Linked DNA regions of Mus musculus: all the other regions are linked to region 2. The links are chromatin contacts, found by Hi-C or POLR2A ChIA-PET in ENCODE. All regions are on one chromosome and are shown on one strand. Each heading gives the region's core, a stretch centred on a gene start or an enhancer-like site at or near the end of the contact. The rest is flanking DNA. Distances are from core to core; before and after follow the strand shown.

The links. A loop is a pair of places that touch in the nucleus more often than their neighbours do. ChIA-PET counts read pairs that join two places held with the same protein, here RNA polymerase II (POLR2A).
Region 1: a map of left cerebral cortex shows a loop between it and region 2 (2.3-fold over the local background). The contact joins the enhancer-like site here to the promoter of Sec11a in region 2. A Hi-C loop is called at or near these places in 3 of 37 maps with a recorded cell type or tissue (gastrocnemius, left cerebral cortex and v-Abl transformed pro-B cells). POLR2A ChIA-PET finds 5 or more read pairs at or near these places in 4 of 5 experiments (Patski and embryonic stem cell).
Region 3: a map of heart shows a loop between it and region 2 (3-fold over the local background). The contact joins the promoter of Zfp592 here to the promoter of Sec11a in region 2. A Hi-C loop is called at or near these places in 12 of 37 maps with a recorded cell type or tissue (T-helper 2 cell, adrenal gland, gastrocnemius and 3 more). POLR2A ChIA-PET finds 5 or more read pairs at or near these places in 4 of 5 experiments (Patski and embryonic stem cell).

Annotation. Positions count from the first base shown.
Region 1 is chr7:80,886,553-80,891,214 of GRCm38, forward strand. It overlaps Wdr73 (WD repeat domain 73), which reads right to left. Exons shown (of 8, transcript NM_028026.2): 8 at 4,171-4,662. Among named protein-coding and RNA genes, the nearest start is that of Gm32112, 4.5 kb to the right of the region's middle. Within about 2 kb of position 3,284, at least 1 of the 3 ENCODE cell types and tissues checked has a DNase peak (open chromatin) inside an H3K27ac peak, as active enhancers do.
Region 2 is chr7:80,945,381-80,949,847 of GRCm38, forward strand. It overlaps Sec11a (SEC11 homolog A, signal peptidase complex subunit), which reads right to left and starts at 2,170. Exons shown (of 6, transcript NM_019951.1): 1 at 2,022-2,170. The coding sequence starts at 2,072.
Region 3 is chr7:80,991,536-80,996,588 of GRCm38, forward strand. It overlaps Zfp592 (zinc finger protein 592), which reads left to right and starts at 2,149. Exons shown (of 10, transcript NM_178707.4): 1 at 2,149-2,227.

The DNA of each region.
Region 1 (4,662 bases), core at 2,034-4,533, 58 kb before region 2:
ACTACTGATTCAAAAGCCTGCAGCCCAACTGCTGCGAAGCCAGAAGCAAGCACCTTTGAGGCTAAGACCCTCCCGATGAGTCTTCCTGGGTGCTTGCTGACATCTTTGATGCTTTAGAGGTGCTAGGAAGCCTTCTCTGCCACAGGGGACTCCTAGGGAGCAGCACCAAAGGGTGAATGGTATGGAAACAAAGGGTCAGAGGAGACTTCAGGGACCCAGAGGCTGGGTCCCAACCTTTGGGTAGCGGAGAAGATCGGGGTAAGCTCTCCTCTCCAGAGTGCTTGGAACAGTAAGAGACACAGCCCCAAGGGCAGAATTAGGGACCCTGAGTTGCTAGTCAGGGGGATAGGTTCTGGGGAAATATTTACCTCCTATCCTGAAATACAGCGCAACCAAGCTCTCCACCAACTACAAGAGCAGGGTGGCTCACAAAGACTATTTATTCGAAGGGGTTTTCTTTACTCCATAGCAAAGGTGTCTTCTTGTCTGTTTCTGTTTGTTTGTTTGTTTGTTTGAGACAGGGTTTCTCTGTGTAACTCTGGCTGTCCTGGAATTCATTCTGTAGACCAGGCTGGCCTCAAACTCAGAAATCTGCCTGCCTCTGCCTCCCAAGTGTTGGGATTAAAGGCGTGCACCATCATGCCTTCTTGTCTCTTTCTAATAACAGCACGGACACAGAGCAGGAAGAGCCCTCGCAGATGAAACTTGTCTGTTGAAAACACCATTTTGTTGGGCTTTGTTGCTTGAGTATTCCAGAAGTTCTTTGAGTTTAAGAATTTAGGGCTGGGGAGATGGCTCAGTGGGTAAAACACTGGGCCACGGAGCCAGGTGTACACAGTGAGAAAAGAACAGAGAACGCCTGTCTCAGGTAAGGCAGAAGGTGAGGACTGCTACCTCGGTGCCCTCTGACCTCCTTATGTGCCCTATGACAAGGCAATTCACATGTGACTGCACGTGCGCGCGCGCACACACACACACACACACACACACACACACACACACACACACTTTCTAAAGAGCTGGGGAGATGGCTCAGAGGGAGGAGAGCTTCTGGCAAACATGTGGCCCTGAGTTTGCCCCCCAGGCACAGTGTGTGCATCTGTAATCCTTGCACCTTTGGCTTGGTGGGAGCAGATGGGAGAATCCCAGAAGCTCAAGGGCCAGGCGGCCTGAGTATACAGCAGTGAACCAGAAGAGAGCCTGCCTCAAACACAGTGGAAGACGGGGACCAGTACCCAAGGTGCCCTGTGCCCTCTGATCTCCACAGGCATGCTTCAGCCTGTGCACATATAAAACACACACACACATCATATAAATAAATGATAAATAATTGGGTTACAAAATGTCTTCATGCTACTTTGTATTTTGAGACAGGAACTTTACTCTGTAGCCCTGACTGGCCCAGCACTCAGTGTGTAGACCACACAGAGGTGTCCACCTGCTGGGATGGAGGGCTAGGCCACCAGGCCTGGCCTCTGAGAGCACTTTAGAAAGCTTCACACCTAACCTGCACACTCCTGGGACATGGTGCTCTACACATTGCTTAGCAGGGGCCGACAGCAGCACTGTCTATAGAGCATCTGGCTTCCTCGGAGACCTGGCTCTATTCAGTTTTCTCTTTCCAGTCCAGTACTTTCAATGGATGGCTATTTGCAGCCTTCGAGACTTCAGAACACCTGTCATTGGAGATCATTTTTTAAAAAAGATTTATTTATTTATTGTATGTATATAAGTACACTGTAGCTGTCTTCAGACACTCCAGAAGAGGGCGCCAGATCTCATTACGGATGGTTGTGAGCCACTATGTGGTTGCTGGGATTTGAACTCAGGACCTTCGGAAGAGCAGTCAGTGCTCTTAACCGCTGAGCCATCTCTCCAGCCCCGGAGATCATTTTTAAAAGGAATATTCCAGAAATTAAGTTAGAATTTTTGTTTCTTCCAAGGGCAGAAAACAAAAGTGGCATAGATTTATTTTAGAATGCCTTTTAAAGATTTTTAAAAAATTATTTATGTGTATGTGTGCACACAGGTGCCTGCAGAGGGCAGAAGAGGGCGGTGGATCCCTCTGGAGTGAGGTACAGACAGGTGTGGGTGCCGGGTCCTCTCCAAGAGCACCAGGAGCTCTTAGCCTCTGAGTCACCTTTCCAGCTCCAAGCCTAAGATTCCTCATCTATTAGACAATCATTCCCATCCCCCCTCTTGTAGCCCTGACCTCAGTGTCCTTGCTGAGTCCCTGGGACTTTGCCTGCTGTAGGTACAGTCCGGTCCAGGCAGGCACCCGCACAATCTGTCCTCTGGGTTGGTTCGTTTCCTGCCATCCATTTTGTCCAAGGACAGCCATGTGTCTGACCAGCTGTGTTCGGCTCTGTGTGTTAAGTGCATCTGTGTCTGCGTGCTCACTCTTCCTGCTGCCTAGCACAATCTAGGACCACCCTCCATGCCCCTGCATGCCTCACTGACAGACCCCAAGCCCGCTTTCTCAGTTGTATTCCCATTTACTCCTAGGGTAGGGGCTCTGTCCTTAACAATGATGTCCCTTCTGCCCGAACACAGGATACAACTCAACTGTCACCTTCCCTGTGCGAGCCTACTCTCTCCAGGCCCGTGTGTGACTGGGCCCATGCTGCAGGCCATGCGCCCCTTCTCTAATGGAGGCCCTATGGATACAGTTCAGCATCTCGTTATAACACCTAGGCTGGTGCGGCATGGCATTCAGGAATGGCTAAGTGAGACAGATGGAGCCTACAGCATCACTGTTTCCACAGCTGCCTCCAAACCCAGCCCCTCTCCCTCTCTCTGGGACAGAGCCTAACAGTCTCCCTCCCACCAGCCGCTGTAAGCATGCCTAGCCCCGCCCCTTTCCCTAGCCTGGGGGTGGGAGGGAGGAGTGAGGGAGGGAACAATGCACTGAATTCTAGCTTGTTTTTGCCTGTGCTCTCCTGACTCCCAGCACACAGACCTGGCTAGGCTAGGTCACAAGATGTAGAACTAAAAAAGAAAACGAAACAGAGCCAGCTACAGACAGTGTCCTAACTCCACTGTCCAGGGACTTGAAGGGAAGGCTCTCACAGTCTTTAAGGCCCACATAGTCCTGGTGTTCTCCTTCAGCTAATGCTTTCCCCACCACCACCATCGGTGGCTTTTCCTCACATAGCTCATCTGAAGGGAAGTCTGTGTCGCCTCTGTGAATCTCTGAGCCCATCCCGATCTCCTGTCACTCTACTTTCTGTAGCAGTTGGCCCTCTTTTCTCTGGGCCTAGGAACTGGGCTCTGGTCAGACAAGACACCTGCAGTTCTTACCTGGAGGCCTCTGGCCCCGACTTCCTGCAGCTGTGAACCTACCTTAGCAAGCTTCCCTTCCTTCACTTCCTCTGCAGCCCCAAACTGCAGCTCAGTCACCCCGTGGGTGTGCGGGTGTGCGTCTGCACTTCCTGGTCGGGCCCTGGCTGATACAGTTCAGCAAAGCACCTTCTACATTCACAACCGACTTCTAAATTACTCAGCTTTCCCAGTGAAATACTAGCGTGCAGCTGGGCTGCTGTAACCCGGATATCTGCTTTGTAATATCTGCCAGCTTCTGAGATGTAAATCCTCCCACCAAGGCCAACTTCAAGCTATCAGTGTGTCACCACTGAACAGAGTAGAGGGAGCCGCGGGGTGAGCTTCGGGGCGGGGGGGCGAGGATGACAGAGGATGCTTCCCAAACTCTGAACGTGATCCTGTTGTGAAGCACCCGGGAGGCAGAAGCAGGCGGATTTCTGAGTTCGAGGCCAGCCTGGTCTACAGAGTGAGTTCCAGGACAGCCAGGGCTACACAGAGAAACCCTGTCTTGAAAAACCAAAAAGGAAAAAAAAAAAAAAAAAAGTGAACAATGGGGGCTGGAGAGATGTCTCAGAGGTTAAGAACACCGACTGCTCTTCCAGAGGTCGTGAGTTCAAATCCTAGCAACCACATGGTGGCTCACAACCATCCGTAATGAGATCTGACTCCCTCTTCTGGTGTGTCTGAAGACAGCTACAGTGTACTTAACTTATAATAATAATAAATCTTTGGGCCAGAGTGAGCGGGGCTGACTGGAGCGAACAGAGGTCCTAAATTCAATTCCCAGCAACCACACGATGGCACACAACCATCTGTACAGCTACAGTGTACTCATACACACAAAATAAATACATCTTAAAAAAATTTATTATAAAAAAAGCTGTTAGACTTTTCTTATCCCCCCATTATTTTTAAGTGCTGTGGACAGAAGTGTGTACCCCTTGCAAATTCATACACTGAAGTCCCTACCCCGAGAGACTAGATTTGGAGAGGGGTCTAGGAACTAAGGCTAAACAAGGTCATAAGGAAGGGACCCTTATCCACCAGAGTGGAAGACAGAGCTTACTCCAGTCAGCATGCAGAGGTCACGTGTGCACGAGGAAAGCAAGGTGCATCCTTTAGCAAAGCAGAGGCCTCGGGATGACTCCACCTTCCCAGCACTTCTTGGTGCCTATACTCATGAGTGTGCACACCCAAGCACGTGCACCCTCGTGCAAGTAATGAACACGAACACACACACACACACACACACACACACACACACACACACACACACACACAAAATAGGAAGAAGTAAAAGAAAGCAGTTGGGGCATAACTCAGAACAGTAGGCTCAGTCCA
Region 2 (4,467 bases), core at 920-3,419:
ATTGTCACATGCAGTCTGTAGCTCTGCATACCCATATTCACACACACTCAATAATAACAAAAAATAAGTAAAGGGCAGGAGACACAGCTTGGCAGTTGAGAGCACTTGCTCCTCTTGCAAAAGATCTAGCTTTGGTTTTCAGTGTCCACATGGCGGCTCACAACTGTGAGGCCAGCTCCACAGGGCCCAGTGCCGCCTTCTGGCCTCACCCGCAGCAGACACACACATGGTGAACATGCACACTTCTTAAAAGTAAAGAATTTTAAAAACAAGGGTTACAGGTATAATTTACTGGAAGAGCACATGCTTAGAAACTGAAAGACCAGGTTGGGGTTGGGGAGGTAGTTGGCTGCATATGCTTTTAAATTCTAGCACTCGGGAGGCAGAGACAGGCAGAGTGCCAGGCTGGCCTGGTCTACAGAATAAGTTCAAGAACAGGACGAGAAACCCTGTCTCAAAACAAACAAAGAACATGAAAGGCCCTGAGTATGATCACCAGCAATACACATACACAAAATTTCTGGGAATGGAATAAGAGAGGATGGTGTCACCAATATGCCTTCAATCCCAGTATTTGGGAGGCAGAGGCAGAGAGAGGCTGAGGCAGAGGCAGGTGGATCTCTGATTTCCAAACCAGCCTCATCTACATGTGAGGCCTTATCTAAAAAAAAAAAAAAAAAAAGGAGGAGAAGGAGGAGGAGGAGGAGGAGAAAGAAAGGAAGGAAGGAAGAAAAGGTCTTTCCAGATGGAGGATACATGTGCTCAGTGACAGATCACTTGCCTAGTGCTAGGAATGATTTTCAGCACATTTGAAAAACAATCAAACAAACTTAAAAAAGAAAATACGGTTATTTACCCTGACTCAAGATGCGAAGGCAGGAGTCCAGCTCAAAGCCAGCTTGGGCTACACGGTGAGTTCCAGGCAACAGGGCAGAGTCATACCAGCCAGTGATGCCATGTTGTGACATATATCTATAAATCTACCTCTCATGAGGCTGAGGCAGGAGGACTACATAGCAAGACTCTGTCTCGAAATAAAGTAATAAAAATAAGGTCTTTCAAAACTAGAAGCGCGGTTCTGGTAGCCTGTGATGAATGCAAGGCCCTGGTATTGATCCCCATCACCGAAATAGGAGTCCATACAGAAGACAGTTAAGTGACAGCTACTCCTTAAAGCTGTTCTGACTGGAATGTCTCACAATTTTGTATGTATGTCTAAGAAGAGACGGACCTACTTTTCTATGTAATAATTATAAACAGGGCAAAACAAAGTCCTGTTCCAAAATAAACCAAATCTTTAAATGAGACAATTCTTAATACCAAAATACGAGGGGGGTAGGGAGGCAGGGAAAAGGTCAATTGCTACCAGAACATTCGGTTCAGGAGACAAAAAGGTGACCGTGTTCTCAGTACCTTCTAACACATGAGCTAGAAGACAGCAAGACTGAAGGATAAAATCTGATTTAAGTTTCAAGATTTCTGTTCCACTGACATCTATCATCAAAGATTCAGTGGACTGTCACCTTTCTGCCAAGGAAACTGGCACACAAGTGGTATAACAGATTCAACTCCGAGCTTAGAGTGACCCTAGTTAAAATGGATGAAGCTCACTGAGGTCTAGCTGGGCTGAAAGGTGGCTACACAATGAAAGCAACACAACGGCTCCTGTGGGACCTGTAATGGCTTTCCCCAGAGCCCCACCAGAAACGGTTAAGTCTGCCGCTTTACAGTGTCCCAAACTCCCACTTACAAAGCGCCCTATAGTTTTCACTTACTCCCCTGCCTCCTCGGGGGGAAGGGATCGCAAAGGTTCTCTCCTTCCCTCTCGGTCCCCCGAATCTGGTGCTATGAATGGGGGCAAAGAGGTCTTGGCTACCTACAGTCTGCAAAGAAAGAAATGATCCATACAGGCAACCGACCCACGCAGGCCCTCAATCCCGCCCAGAGATCCGCGGGGCGCCCCGCAACGGCAAAGAGACCAGAGGAACCCTGGCAGAGAGAGAGAGGGCGGCCCGTCTCACCTGCCTCTTGTTCATCCGCCGCACATCGTCTAGAAAGTCTAGAGACAGCATGGTGAGATGGAGAGCGCGACAACTAGCAGCCAAGAGGGCGCGATAGAACCACCAAGAGGGACCGCTGCAACACGGGCCGGGCTCACCGTGGACAGAACCCCCTGATGCCTGCACTTCCGCTTCCGGGGCGGGAGCAGGCGAAGCTCCTCCCTTCTGAGCAGAGAATGGACAAAGAATGACTTGTGAGCCCCCTAGAACAGCCCAGGGCCTGGCCTTGTCAAAAAAGGACCGTAGCCTTCTCCGGCCGAGAACCGGCTGAAGGCTGCTTTCTGTGCTCAGCCCGCGCGGCGGCTCCCGAAGACAGTGACCCTAGGTTAGCTAAGCCCACAGCGTGCGGAAGGCGGGCCCTTGGACAGGCCTGGCCAATCGGAAGCCGAGTCTGCGCCAGCGCGAAGTCGGTGTCTTCCTGCGTGCTGCTGGGGCACGGGTGTGGCTCGGGACGTGGTGCCTTGCTGTTTGTTCTCAGGTGGAGCACGCTGCGGTTCGCTACCGGAAGCTGTGTGTGTCTTTTAAAGCATTGTATACACACACACACACACACACACACACACACACACACACACACACACACGCCAATTGATCACAAGATGCCTTAGTGTCATGAGGGCACTGGTGGTGCAGGTGGCCAGGAAGACCCGTCTCAGTTTTGACCTTTACCAACAGTGATTTGCTTTGTCTCCTGACACTTGGATGTGAGCCATTTATTTGACCCGCAAATTTTCACAGGGGCGGGGATTAGAAGTGACATCATTGCCATGGGGTTTCTTTTGGTGGGTGATAGATGTACAACTCCATGTATATACTAAAACCATTGAATTGTGCGCCTTAGTGGACTGTATGGTATGTGAATTATAGCACAATAAAGTAGGTGTGAGAATGGAAAGGAAACCGCTGATGTCTTGTTCACTGTTAAATTCCCAGTGGTGGCCGCACAGCTGGCATGTATAAGGCACAAAATCAGTACTTGAATTTAAAGAGAGGAAAGAGAGAAAGACTATCTTCAACTATTAGTAGAAACCTTACATTTACTGAGATGGGATAGGAAATGTTTAGAATTTCCAAGTTAGAAAGTTTTATAAAAGAAAATACATAGAAACCCCCATGGGGTGCCCCATAGGTATCCCAGCTTCCGTGACAGTACCAGATATGTGTATCAGAATGACTTCTTCATTAATAACTGTTGATGTGGTTCTCGATCTAAATTCTGGCTAGTAGAAACCTTCACATAAGCTTGTCAGTGTTAAATTCAACCTAAGTTCAAATTAAGTGGGAATGAGCTTTGACCCTGTATTTTGTGCCTTGAAGAGCCCCAAGAGCAGCTCAAAATCCTGTGGGTCCAAAAAAGGTGAATAAGCTATTTAGTTGGGAAGCTTTAAAAGCATCTCGTACAAGTGGGTGATGGGGGGAAGACAGGTAGATCTCTGCAAGTTCGAGGCCAGCCTGGTCTAAATAGTGAATTCCAGGACAGCCAGAGATTCATAATAGAGAGATGCTACCAAAAAAAAAAAAAAAAAAAAAAAAAGCTGGGCATAGTAGCATAGATTTGTAATGTCAGTGCTGGGAGGCAGAGACAGACAGATCCCTGGCACTGGCTGCTCTTCCAGAGAACTCCAGTACAATTCCTAGCACCCATTTTTAGTAGCTAACCTGTAACTCCAGCTCCAAGGGATCTGGCACCCTCTTCTGGACTCTATGGACACATATTCATATGCACACACCCATGCCCAGGCACACACACAAAAACATAATTTTAAAATTGCAAAAATAAAATCTCTAAATTTTTCTAATAAGTAAACAACAGCTGAGTCACAATACCAGAAGTTGTCCTCTGGCCTCCACAGGCATGCGAACACACACATGCACGAGAGTGTGCATCCATGCACACACACATACACACATGCACTTACACACAAACCATTTAGGTTGTTGCTAGAACAGATGGTACATGCCTGTGATCCCAGCACTTGGAAACTTTAAGCCCTCCTGGGTTTTTGTGGGGTTTTTTTGGATTGTTTTGTGTTTGTTTCTGTCCAGTTCCAGCTGACTTGGAATGTACTCTGTAGGCCAGACTGATCTCAAACTCACAAGAAGCCTCTAGCTTTAGCTTCCTGAGGGCTGGGATCACAACTGGCCAAAATGTATTTTCTTTTTTTCAGATTGTATTGCTGCTACAGTTTATCTAAATACATACCCAATAGAGAGAATGCAGTTGATGTTGGGCTGTTGTCAAGGCTCAAAACATGAATTCGATACCCAGGATCCACACAGCAGAAGAAGAGAACGGACTCCCCAAAACTGCTCTTTGACCTCCACACATTAACCGTGCCACACATGCGCTCACACATGATAAATGCAGTGATTTTTTTTTTTTTTTGATTTTTCGAGACAGGGTTCC
Region 3 (5,053 bases), core at 899-3,398, 46 kb after region 2:
AGGGATAGTGCTGGTACAATGGCTTAGTGCACAAGGACTCTTGCTGCCAAGCCTTATGACCCAAGTTCAATCTCTGGGACTCACATGGCAGAAGCAGAACACTGACTCCTGAGTCTGACCGCCACTCACACACAGGAATGCACACAAAACAAACAAGTTGGGACTACAGACATTTAGGGGGGGAAAGTACCTCAGAAACTTCTACAGATATCAGATTTGCTGAGTATGCCATTTTCTCTATTAAGTGGTACAGGTTTTGTTCTTGTGTTTTGGGGAGGCGGCGGTGGGACAAGGTCTCCTGTAGCTCAAGCTGGTCTCAAGGTGGATATATACATAAAACCAAGATGAGCGTTAAAATCCTGATTATCCCACCTTCAGGAGTAGAATGCCGAGATTACAGGGATTCATGCCACCATAGTATGGGGTTTTGAACCAACTGTAGCCAGAGATTAAAGACAGAGAATTTAGCTGTTTATGGATACCATCTAGGATTATCCTGGTAGCTCATCTGTGGAAAATTGCATGCCTCCCTAACTTACAATAAATAAAAAGTCCTGCCAGGCATAGTGGTGCATACCTTCTATCCCAGCGCCACAAAGCAGAGGTAGTGGGTCTCTGGAGTTGGAAGGTAATTTGGTCTACAGAGCAAGTCCTAGGACAGCCAGAGCTACACATAGAGAAAACCTGCCTCAAATAAACAAGATCCTTTCTTTCTTGGCTTTTAAGGCGGTCTTTCAATGTGTAACCCCAGCTGCTCTTGAACTCAAAATCATCTTGCCTCATTCTCCCAAGAGCTGGGATTACACACATGCACTACCGCACGGGACAAATATTTCTATCTTTATTCATCTTTCGAATCTTGTTGGACAACACGCCTTTTCCTTGGACTTCCTCTTCCCCATTTCCCATCTTTCTGGGATATAAACTATAAATGACTCTGTCTTTGGCTCCTTGAGCTCTCGCTCTCTCTCAAACTGGAACAAATGAAACAAACCTTTCTTTTTACTCCTTCTTAAGATGGAGGCTAGTTTTCCCTTCCTCTCCCTGCCAAACTTCTGGAAAGAATAATTTCTCGTAACTGCCTTCACTCCTTCATCACTACCGCACTCCTCATGCAGGTGTTGGGTTCTGTCGGGTCCTGGCACACAGCAGACTCAGCTGAATGTCAGCTCTGGCCCTTTTGCCAAGTGTGGGCTTTTTCCTGGTTTCTTCGGGAGGAATTTGCTCATGCTTAGCAATCCTGCCTGGCACCAGAACTGGCCTGCCAGTTCCCACCGTCCGACCCTGCTGCCTTACTATCGCGTCCCCAAGGGACTCCAGGTTCTTGGAAAGTCCTGCGGGTCAACTTGGTAATTTTTTTGTCGGCCGCCTCTCCGAGTTCTTGCCCTGGAGTCACAGCCTCCCTGGTGAGCCTGCGAATTGCCAGTCCACCCTGAGAGGTTATCAGCTCCCTCCACCCCAACCCCTCCACCTCCATTCCACTCTCCGAGCGTCCCTTGGCTCCCCCAGAGGTAACACGTCTGAGCGCCCCGCGCCCGCAAGCATGTCCTTCCATCCTGCGACGAGTAGCCATTTAAGGCGCACCTGAGTGCCCAGGCCCACTGCCCTCCTGCTTCCTTTCACTTAGCAGTGCTGCCTAGGCCCGACTCGCCCAGCTCTCCGCGAAGACGACTTCTTCCGAGCTCTTGAGGCGCTCGGCGTCCGGTCGGCCCATAGCCGCGAAGGTACAACGCGTCCCTCCGGCAGGCGGCCTGGGCCGCACCGAGGCCTCAGAGGCGCGTCCGAGCTTCCCGGGCCCAGGTGGCCGGGAGAGGCCGCGCCAAGGGCGGCGGGAGCCAGCCCAGGTCGGAGTCCCGGTCCTGCCTGCGCCGTCCTCGCCCCGCCCCTCCCCGGAGTCAGCGTAGCCAGGGTCGCACCAGCCTGAGGCGGGAGGGAGGCGGAAGGCGCGGGGCCGGGCCAGGCCAGGCCGGGCCGGGCCGGGCCGGGGCAGCTCTATAGCCGCACCGCCCTGGCCGGTGCCCAGGCCCGAGTCGCCTTCCGCCCGCCCTTCCCACCCGCGGCCTCAGCCAGGTCCCGCCGCCAGCCCGGCTCCCGCCCCCGCTCCGCCCCCGGAGCCGCAGCCCCGCCCGCCACCGCCGTCGCCATGTTGTGGCTCCCGCAGCCGGCGCTGGGGACGCGCGCGGCCGAGCCCGGGGCCTGTCGCTGCCGCCGCCGCCGCCGCCGCCAGGTAAGCGCCCCCCGCCGCCTGGACGGGGCGAGGCCACCATCCGGGCCGCTCCAGCTCGGGCAGGGGAGTCTGAGAGGAGCGGGCTCTGCCCGCGCCGCGGCCCGGCCCTGCAGCCTGGTGGACCCTGCCCGCCGCCCCAGGCGGCAGCCACTTCCCCCGATCGCCGCCAGGCGGGCCCTGGCCACCACCCTACCCCGCCCCCGGCCCGGACCCCTTCCGCCGCCGCCGCCCGCCGATCGGGGCGGCCCGGGCACTCCGCTGTCGTCCCGCGCGCGACAGGCGGCCGCCCGCCGAGCCCCCGGCCCAGGCAGGGATAACGGTGCACTTCACCAGGCTGGGACGCCCTGTCAGCTCCACGGTCCCCGCCGCGCGAGGACCTGGCGCCGTCACTGGGCAGACACTTAGAACATCGGCCCTCCTCGGCGCCCCTCAGTCTCCCCCTCAGCCTCGCCCAAGTTCTGACCCCGGGGGTTCCTTCTCCCGGGGCAGACAAGTCTTCCTCCTCCAGAGTTGGGGTGCTTAGGGGGGGGTGACCAGGCCTGTTGATCAGGCTTGAACTGATTTCTCTGCGGGGTCTCTTCCTGCCAACCGAGGGGCTAGTGGGGAAAGGCTCCGTGTGACCCGGGGAGGGGGAGGACAGGAGAGCGTCTGCTGGACAGATGGCCTCCTGGCCTTGAAGCAGCTTTTGTGAGGGGGAGGGGTCCGTATGACCTTAGGTATGCCTGCTCTTGAGAACCTAAGATTATTGGAGGTGGTCAGGTATTTTTTTTTTTTTTTAACTATTTTTACGAGCAGACCAGAGGTGACATTAAAAGTCCAGGGTTGAAACAACCTACAGGCCCACCCAGGGAGCATGCTTTGTAGCCAGGACAAGCCTAGATAGTTTCTGCTTTAGGAGAGTGGGATTCGGGTGGGTAAAATGGGTTTGGACCAGGGTTTGCCCGTGGCCTGTGCTCGTGTAGGAGCTAGAGTGTGATTGTGTCAGGTGTACACCGGCTGAGCACACAATGTGCTTGGCCTGATGGGTGCTGAGTGGGACTTCAGAAGTCTATTTGCTAAACTGACAGGTACATTACAGTGGGAAAGAGAAAGGAGCCTGGTGCTTTTTTTTTTTTTTTTTTTTTTTTGGACCATTTCTACAGCTCCACTGAAGATGGCTTTGGTTCATTACCCCTCCCCCCATCTCCACTTTTAACCAGGTTGGCCACCAAGCTCCGGTCTTAAACCTCCCCCGTAGTTGGGACTTCAGGCAACCATGCCTAACTGAAAACATTTTTTTTTCTGAGTATTTGTAGTATGCGCCATGACAGAACTAGGTTTTGGAGATACTGTGTCAACCAGAAAGATACCTCCACTTTAGTGTGGGAGATCTTGACCTAGAGACAAAGTCCAGAAATAAGAAAATATTTGTCAACAAATACATGTTTTCCATGTGGCGAGCAATGAAAACTAACTGTCCTTGTACAGCTTTCCTTCTAACATGTGGGAAGACAGTAAGGACAGGGTCTAGTAAACACGGAGTGTGTTACAAAGAACCAGATACTAACAGGGAAGAGGAAAAGAAAGAGAGTTGAATCTGAGGCAAAGGGAGGTGGCAGTTTTTTGTTTTATTCTTTGTATATACAGTTTAACTATGTCTTCCTGACTGGCCTATCTAGATCTTCCTGCCTCAGCCTCTTGAATGCTGGGATAACCATCACTCTTAGGCTCAGTGAGGATTTAGTTAATATTACAATGGCAGAGGCCCTAAGAAGGGCTCTATGTGTGAGCCAGCTCTCTCTCTCTCTCTCTCTCTCTCTCTCTCTCTCTGTGTGTGTGTGTGTGTGTGTGTGTGCTGCAGGTTGGTGGTTTGTTTTTGCAGTGGGGGAAATCAGTCCAGCCTTAGTAAGAGTCTTGCTAAGCACAGACTCTGCCTCTCCTCTGAGTCCTAGCCCCAGAGTAGTTTTTAGAACAATACTCTGAAGGAAATGGCAACATCAAATTTATAAACTCTGATGAGTTCAAGGGGGAAAAAGATGAGGAAAGAGAATAATTTGAATTGGGGGCTCAGGGAAGCCTTCCCTGAAGAAGCACCATATGACCCAAAGAAGGCTTAAGCGTTAACCATGTGGGGAGCAGCACTCAGTTTGGCAACTTGGAGGAAGTGAAAGAGGTTCGTGAGGCTAGAGGAAGAAAGAGAGGGGAGAGGGGAGATAAAGGTCTGTGGAGAGCTGGGCCTGTCTGATCACCCAGGCCTGTGGTGTAGGGGGGACATTTTCCCTCTTTAGTTTGAATTGTAGCTTAGGGTAATTAGGAGTATTTGCATTTTATAAGGCCCCTGGCCCCAGCTCTGTTCTGACTTAGATAAGGCAAGGATTTCTTCTCTGTTTAACAGCTCAAGTATAGGGGACATCCTGTCCTCTGTAAGGTCTTTACAGCTTTTAGGAAGGGAAAATGAGGTAGCATTTCTGAGTGTCTGCTGTGTGGGAGAACCCATGGGAATGGTTTTTGTGTATATTACCTTACTACTCTACACCCTAGGAGACAAGGTTCTCATGTCCATTTTACTAGGAAACAAGCTCAGAGGGTGAGGTGCTTTGTCCACCGTGCAATTGTAACATGGCTGAATTTAAACCTGGCCCACCTGATTCCAGTGCTCTCTGGCTTTGGAGTCACACTACAGGACTTTACTTCTTTTAAAATTTATTTTTATTTTAGGTGCACTAGTGTTTTATTTGTGTGTATGTCTGTGTGAAGATGTCAAATCTTGAAGTTAAAAGATATGTTGTGAGCTGCAATGTGGGTGCTAGGAATTAAACCGGGGTCCTTTGGAAGAGCAGTCAGTGC